2 separate regions of the Homo sapiens genome follow, and region 1 is linked to region 2. A link is a loop called in an ENCODE intact Hi-C map of the cell type or tissue named here. Cell type or tissue: psoas muscle. All regions are shown on one strand.

Region 1 (4,000 bases), 220 kb before region 2:
TCTCACTCCTTCCCCAGCCCTACCCCATGTAGTGAATCCTTTTATCTGCCGAATAAATAGCATTTATCATGTAACAGTTTGTTTCCTCAAATAATGGAAGACATGTTCGGTAGCAAGCTTTTGCTCTACTTTAAATAATTAATGTTATACATTTAGTTGAAATCTAGCCAAAAGGTAACTTGAGGATAGCCAGTAAGATGGGCTTTCTCTGTGCAGAATAGTAGGAAACAGCTGTTGACTTTGGAAACACTTTCTTCTATTTTTCTTTACTCTTCTGTATCTGATTAATGTAACAGGCCCCACAGTTGTCTGAAGGAGTGCTTGCAAGAATATCTGTGGTGTTGGGCAGCTTATTCTTTCTTGATAATGATATGGGCAAGAGCCCAGTAGTCTCTGCAACTCATGTTTCCTTGTCTGTTTTGTCCATTTGGTATCTCTCAGGCTCCCGATGGCCATATCTTCTTGGAAGCCTTCTCTCCAGTTTACAAATATGCCCAAGACTTCTTGGTGGCTATTGCAGAGCCAGTGTGCCGACCAACCCATGTGCATGAGTACAAACTAACTGCCTACTCCTTGTATGCAGCTGTCAGCGTTGGGCTGCAAACCAGTGACATCACCGAGTACCTCAGGAAGCTCAGCAAGACTGGAGTCCCTGATGGAATTATGCAGTTTATTAAGGCAAGTGACAGCTGAGACCAGCAATTCCACCTGCCCTGCTAATGTAACAATAGGCATAGGTGCTCCATGTTGTCAGCCTGTGGCAGCCATGAGAATGTGCCATTCAGATTTCCTGTGGGGAGCATAACGACTGATTACCCCAGCCGCTACACTCTGGATCCAGCATTGTGTTCTGGGTGAGGCCATGCTTCTCATGAGCCGCTACACTCTGGATCCAGCATTGTGTTCTGGGTGAGGCCACGCTTCTCATGAGCCGCTCCCAGCTGTGGGTATTAACACAGAGGGGCTACTAATTCAGGCCCATTGTAGCCAGGGAGAATTTGGAAATGCAGCCCAAAGTGAGTGTGCTGGGGACTGAATTGTGTGTGTTCCCCTCAAATTTTGTCTTCAAAACCTAATATCCAATGGTAATGTATTTGGAGTAAGAAAGTAGTTAAGACTAAATGAGGTCGTGATCCGCTATGATTAGTGTCCTCCTAAGAAGAGACACCGGAGCATGCTTTCTCTCACCTGCCCTTCTTGTCATGTGAGTACACAATGGGAAGGTGGTCCATAGACAAGAGCCTTCACCAGAAACTGAATCGGCTGATACCTTGATCATAGACTTTCAGCCTCCACAGCTCTGAGAAAATACAGTTCTAATGTTGAAGCCACCCAGTCTGGAATTTTATTATGGCAGCCCAAGCTGACTAACACAGGTGGTAAACTCTGTCTAAAGCTAAGTATCTGCAGGAGACCAATAGTCAACAAGTTCCATGAGGGAAAGTCAAAAACAACTTCAGATGTTTTTGACAAAACAAAGAGGGTTCCATGTGATTAATAGTTGAACATGCTAGGTTTCTTCTGCGAGATGGGTGAATGCCATTTAAAAGAGATGGACAGTGGCTTTCATTGCCTTTGGCTGATCCAAAAGGAGTCAGATTCAGACCTTGGGATCTGGAGTGGCAGAAGAGTGCCACAGGAATTCAGTATGGTACTGCAGCCAGTCCCAGAGAAGCTGCAGGAGTCCTGGAGAGAACTCTCTTTTCCTGTGATGTGAAAGCGTGCCCGGCCAGGTGCAGTGGCTCACTCCTGTAATCCCAGCACTTTGGGTGGCTGAGGTGGGTGGACCACCTGGGGTCAGGAGTTCAAGACCAGCCTGGCCAACATGGCGAAATTCCTGTCTCTACTAAAAATACAAAAATTCGCCAGGCATGGTGGTGGGTGCCTGTAATCCCAGCTACTCAGGAGGCTGAGGCAGGACAATCACTTGAACCCGGGCGGCAGAGGTTGAAGTGAGCTGAGATCTCACCATTCATTGCACTCCAGCCTGGGCAACAGAGTGAGACTCCGCCTCAGAACAACAACAAAAAAGAAAGCGTGCCCAAGGAGAGGACCTTGTACCAACACTGTGGCTCTGCCTGGTCTTGGCTGCGAATTGCCTGCAGGGATGTAGGTGTTGGTGCACTGTAGTGGTGGATCAGGGACAACAGCGGGGATAGGCAGCCCCTCAAAGTCTGACTGGCAAATTTTTTTTTTCTTTTTTTTTGAGACGGAGTCTTGCTCTGTCGCCCAGGCTGGATAGCAGTGGCATGATCTTGGCTCACTGCAACCTCTACCTCCCAGGCTCAAGCAGTTCTCCTGCCTCAGCCTCCCAAGTAGCTGGGATTATAGGCGCCCGTCACCATGCCCGGCTAATTTTTATATTTTTAGTAGAGATGGGGTTTCACCATGTTGGCCAGGCTGGTCTCGAACTCCTGACCTCAGGTGATCCACCTGGCTCGGCCTCCCAAAGTGCTAGGATTACAGGTGTGAGCCACCGTGCCTGGCCTGAGTGGCAAATTTTTATTGTTGCCACACAGCCTCTACTGTATTCCTTCCTAAAGGTGGTTGGGAACCTGGGAGGATTTAAGCTGTATTCTCTGCCATCAAGATGCTTACATTCTATTTGGGGAAATAGGAGCATTGGTGAAGAGGCTTTGCATTTTATTTAAGCCGCAATTACTGTGCACATACTCTGTGGAGTTGTAGTAATACTGGTGTGGTCTTCTCTAGACTAGGGTGGGGGCTGTGGGAATAGAGAGGAAAGGCAGAATGCAAGATTTTAAGCAGCGTTTTATAACTTAATGGATATGCATCAGAATTACCCAGGCAAGAGGAAGATTTTGTTCTCAGAAAGCAGAGGCCAATGGAAAAAGCTCAGTTTAGGCACATCTGACCACTTTAGGATTGCAAGTTGGGTTTCCCTAAAGTAAAATGAACTTTTCACTTGGTTGGTAGGTGTAAGATGTGACCAGTAATGAATGTGTTCTGAGTTAGCTGCACATTTACCTGTTGGATGTTATCTGTATTTGCAGTTGTGTACTGTCAGCTATGGAAAAGTCAAGCTGGTCTTGAAGCACAACAGGTAAGAGATTCCATGACAGGCCTGTCCCAAGGCACTGTCACTTTCTGCGCACCAGCAGGAATAAAGGGATATGGGAAGGACCTGATGTTTATGCTGTCTTTTCTGTGAAGCACAGATAAGAGAAGAGAAACAAGAGATGTGGCCCAGACTGGAAACTCATCCACTGGCCACTGTATTTCCTCTAGCAGTGGAGCTGGGCTCAGGCCCCTGCCTACTTGACCTCAAAGTCACAACCCTCATATGTTAAATCATGGCCGGCAGCTCATGGTACAGATTTGGCGAAGGGTTGTGGGGAGAGTCATGAGGCTTGTATTTCCAGACCATCTAATTGAATGAGCAGTGGAATCTCCAGGAGGTACCTGCTGGTCAGTAGACCCCTTCTTCCTCCCCTGCTTGCAGATACTTCGTTGAAAGTTGCCACCCTGATGTAATCCAGCATCTTCTCCAGGACCCCGTGATCCGAGAATGCCGCTTAAGAAACTCTGAAGGGGAGGCCACTGAGCTCATCACAGAGACTTTCACAAGCAAATCTGCCGTATGTGGACTCCTGGGCCACCCTTGGGTGGGGGCAGGCATTTAGGATTTCAGTTCTCTCAGGTGTCTTTAACCCAGCACTTACAACCTAGCAGCCCTGCTGGTTCTACCCTTTACAACTTCACCCATTGCTTGATAACAGCAGAATTAAATGTTGTGTGCACGTTCAGCACCTACCTCTCTCACAGATTTCTAAGACTGCTGAAAGCAGTGGTGGGCCCTCCACTTCCCGAGTGACAGATCCACAGGGTAAATCTGACATCCCCATGGACCTGTTTGACTTCTATGAGCAAATGGACAAGGATGAAGAAGAAGAAGAAGAGACACAGACAGTGTCTTTTGAAGTCAAGCAGGTTAGTGAATGTACCTTCCTCCTGGTTCCTTCACTGAGCTGCTGTTAGA
Region 2 (4,000 bases):
ATGGATTACCACCAGAAGCTGGTGGACCAGGCGCTGCTGACCATGGACACGTACCTGGGCCAGTTCCCCGACATCAAGGTGAGAGACCCACTTGCAGATCTGCCCTGCTCTGGCCTGGAGGGAACTGGAGAGAGGACAGGGCCTAGGACGTGCGGCTCAGGCCAGGAGGAGGCTGTCCTGGAGGCAGGAAGCGCCTGGCCCGGTGTTTCACCCCTCCGGGGTTGCTCCCTCTGCCACCAGCCCACGGCCCCCCATTCCTTTCCTGTCCCTTTGGGTCTCAGGGCTATGGGAGGAAGCCTCACGGCACGTGTGTGTGTGTGTGTGTGTGTGTGTGTGTGTGTTGCTGCGGAGTGGCTGGCTATATGATTGTGGAAGGTGTAGAAGGGTGAGTAGGGCCTACACATGTGTGTGCCTGCAGGTCCCCTGTGTTTACACCATGGGTGCTTGGAAGGGTATGTGTGCATGTCACCTGTTGTCTGGGTCTACATGTGTGGGTGTGTGCGTGTGGTTGTGTGCATTCGCAAAGCCTGCTGTCTCTGCCAGGCCTGGGTTGGTGCTCGGAGCTGGCAGTGTCTCTGGTATCCACCGAGGCGAGTGGTCCCCGGTAACGTGCACATGGAAGCCTGGGTTGACCATTGGGTTGGACGAGATCCCCTTGGTGGGCAGGATGGGGGTGTCATGCTCATGCTAGCCTCAGGGGTCCCCAGTGCAGATGCCTCAAGCTCCCTGAGTCTGATGTTGGTGGCTGTGGAGATGAGAAGCCAGGGGCCAGGCCAAGGAAAAGACTTGGCTGACACGTCACCAGCTGGTGGACACGGACACATGGGCTCATGTGCAAGGAAGTGGTTTCACACAGTGGGGCTGGACGGCCAGGAGGGGGTGAGCTCTCTGCCACGAGGAGGGTTCCAGCAACAAGGGCTCAAGGGTTCCTGTGGAGCTGGGGTCTCCTGCCCGCCCTGCGGGTCCCTCCAGGATCCACTGGACCTGGAGTCTCAGCAGGGGTGCCAGGCCCCGCTTAGTGCCCTCCTCTGTCTGCCCCAGTCACGCATTGCCAAGCGGGGGCGCAAGCTGGTGGACTACGACAGTGCCCGGCACCACTACGAGTCCCTTCAAACTGCCAAAAAGAAGGATGAAGCCAAAATTGCCAAGGTAAGGGCTGGAGGCGGGTCGGGGCAGCGTCTGCAGGGGGCTGAGAGAGGGCGGGTGTCTAGGACCCCGAGGGTGGAGGCTTCCTCCTGCCTGGCCCCAGGTGGCTGAACTGGGGGTGGGGACGATACAGGGCCCAGGCCGGTGAGTGAGAGGCCCTTGTGGGTGCCTGGGTGAGGTCCACCCTAGGCCCATTCCTGCCCCCCGTGCCACCCTGGCCCCTCAGCCCTGATCCAGGCCACCTGCCAGCCTGAGAATGGGCCTCCTGGGTTTCCCTGGAACGGCGCCGCCCTGCCTGGCGAGCCGGGTGGAATTCGTCACGCGATCCCAGGCGACCTGTCCCTGGCTGGAGCGAGCCAGTAGGTGCAGAGCTGGCCCCACTCATCCTTTGGTGAGGGGCTGGGGTGGCCCCGTCCTCCGGGCAGGGCCGTGCTTGCTGGGCCCCCTGTGCTGCTAACCACGCTCACCTTTTGCCTCTGCAGTTGGAGTTCACCCCCTTTCCTTACCCCCCGGGCTCCCCCTAATTCTCTCGGCCTCAAGGGCCCATATCTGCTTGGGGTGGCCCCCGCGCGTGGGGCGTGTGGACCTGCATTTAATCTGTGTGTCTCTGTTTCTCTCTCCCCACCTCCCTGGTCTCTCCACCTTCCTTTGCCTTGACCTCCCCACCCCAGCCTGTCTCGCTGCTTGAGAAAGCCGCCCCCCAGTGGTGCCAAGGCAAACTGCAGGCTCATCTCGTAGCTCAAACTAACCTGCTCCGAAATCAGGTGACACTGGCTTCTAACCTTGCACGTGCTGGCGCCTTCCGGTCTGTCGTCCTGTCCTCTCGCCCTGCGGTGGAATGCAGGGCTGGCATCTGAGCCCAGCTGGGGCAGGGTTTTTCAAAGGCCTCTGCTGGGAGAGCTCTGCTTCAGAGGAGACCTGAAGTCAAATGTAGGGGTCAAAGAACCGGCTGAGGGGCTCTGTGTGACCTGGGTGGGGGCATAGCTATGCCCGCTCCGTGGCTGCATCTGTGGTCATTCCTGGAGACTCCTCTGAAATCCTAGTGGTCCAGGAATGCCTTTGAGCCATTGTCCTCTGTGAGGGCTCCTCTGGGGAGGGAGGCGACATCATCAGGCCCCTGTACTGCCATGCCTGTCCTTCAAGCCACATGACAACTCTGAGATCATCTTGAATTTACTGAGCAGAGAAAGCTGCCCAGAGAGGCACATCACAGCCTCCTCCCAGGGCCCCAGAGCCGGTTAGGGGCAGGGTTGGGGCTCTCCTGACTGAAGCCCCTGCGTCATTTTCCTCGGACTTGTGGTCCCCGTGGTGACTCTGGAGGAGTTACTGGGAGGACCCTCCAGTCTGGATGGGATGCTGAGACGTGGAGGGGAAGCATGGGTCCTTGGCCTTTGGGGATTCATGGAGGGCAAGTGACCAGCACCACAGTGTTCCTGGGGGGCTTCCCGGAGGAGGCTTTTTTACAAAACTCCTGGGCCATCTCACCATCCTGGCCATAGAGGCTATGGTCTTCTCAGCCCCCTGCCCTCCAAATGGGTTACAGTGTGGCCAGGGACCACTGGATGCAGTGCCCTGTGAGAGGTGGGTCATGTGGTTTTCTCGCCAATGAAACTGAGGCACATTTCAGGTCAGTGTAGTCACAGCCTGGATGTGGCCCTCACACTTCTCCATATTCCCGAGAGGCTGGCGATAGGGGCCCGGCCCCGGAGGTTGGGTTTCTCTCTGGGCAGCTGCCCCATTTTTTCGGAGCCTCCTCTTGATTTCATCATCTTCATTGAGTGCCTGTGACGTGGAGAGCTCTGGGTGGGCTTGGCATGGCTTGCTGTCCAATTTCTTTTTCTATTTTTTTTTTTTTTTTGAACGGGTTTCTCTCCGTTCCCCTGGCTGGAGTGCAGTGGTGTGATCATGACTCACTGCAGCCTTGACTTCCCCAACTCAAGCAATCCTTCTGCCTCAGCCTCCCGAGTAGCTGGGACCACAGGCACGCATTGCCGTGCCTGGCTAATCTTTACGTTTTTTGTAGAGACTGTGCCTCATTATGTTGCCCAGGCTGGTCTTGAACTCCTGGGGCTGAGCGATCCACCTGCCTCGGCCTCCCAAAGTGCTGGGATTACAGGCCTGAGCCACTGCTCCTGGCCTGGCTGTCCAGTTTCTCACCTGATCTGCTGCCTGATTTATTTTAGGCCAAGGCTGACTTTGGAGACACTGAGTGTTGACAGCCTCATCCTGAGGTCAGGGTGCCCATGGGGAACCAGGGGCTGGGGGTGATGCCTAGGGGGACTTCAGTAGGCCTGAGACTTCATCTGCCTCTGGAGGTAGAGGAGGAACCAGGGGCTGGAGTGGGTATGCCCTGCCAGTCAGTTCAGCACTTGGGCTAGAAGGGAATGGGACTACTGACGGAGGGCCCGGGTTTCTGAATAATTTTCCCTGAAACAGGTGAAACATTTTTTTGTGGATGGGAGAACCTCTTAGGAGGCTATGGGGCCTGCCCACTGCTTTTGGGCTCCTGGGACAGGTGTGGTTGGGATTATGCTGGGAGGGCCTGCCTCCACGCCCACCCTGGGGGAGCAGCGAGAGGGTGAGGCAGGTGATCACACCTTTGGGTGCTGGGCTGTGGGTGTTTCACATTTTGGCCAAACTAGCTGTCCCATTTGGGTCCCATCTTTATTTGAGCACATCCTCCTTGTCCCCAGCCCACTCATACCTGGCTGGAGGCTGGAGAGCCTTTGGAGTGGCCTGTGGGCAGCTGGCTGGCTGTGAGATGGCACAGCTGGGACTCCGGGGCTGCCCTGCTTGGGAACTTGACTTTGGGGAGATAGTGCATCCTCTCTAGGCTGCACCAGGGGGCTGGCCG

What was found. Hi-C counts contacts between places; a loop is a spot of excess contacts. Peaks named below come from ENCODE experiments on the same cell type or tissue, not always from the same donor. Only the 100,000 strongest peaks of a DNase experiment are listed, where the experiment ranks them.
Region 1: a loop joins it to region 2, with 8 times the contacts of the local background. A loop is called at or near these places in 25 of 110 quality-filtered maps.

What each region holds. Positions count from the first base shown.
Region 1 is chr2:127,289,288-127,293,287 of GRCh38, reverse strand. It overlaps ERCC3 (ERCC excision repair 3, TFIIH core complex helicase subunit), which reads left to right. Exons shown (of 15, transcript NM_000122.2): 3 at 442-678; 4 at 3,015-3,064; 5 at 3,464-3,599; 6 at 3,787-3,951. Among named protein-coding and RNA genes, the nearest start is that of ERCC3, 2.9 kb to the left of the region's middle. In psoas muscle, no CTCF peak of the experiment used is centred here; no DNase peak of the experiment used is centred here; H3K4me3 peaks cover 644 bases; H3K27ac peaks cover 323 bases.
Region 2 is chr2:127,066,073-127,070,072 of GRCh38, reverse strand. It overlaps BIN1 (bridging integrator 1), which reads left to right. Exons shown (of 19, transcript NM_139343.3): 5 at 1-78; 6 at 1,042-1,149; 7 at 1,818-1,910. Among named protein-coding and RNA genes, the nearest start is that of BIN1, 39 kb to the left of the region's middle. RefSeq lists enhancers at 1,411-2,041, 2,042-2,673. In psoas muscle, a CTCF peak has its summit at 1,855 (motif pointing left); DNase peaks (open chromatin) are centred at 812, 1,422, 1,862, 2,882 and 1 weaker place; H3K4me3 peaks cover 875 bases; H3K27ac peaks cover 4,000 bases.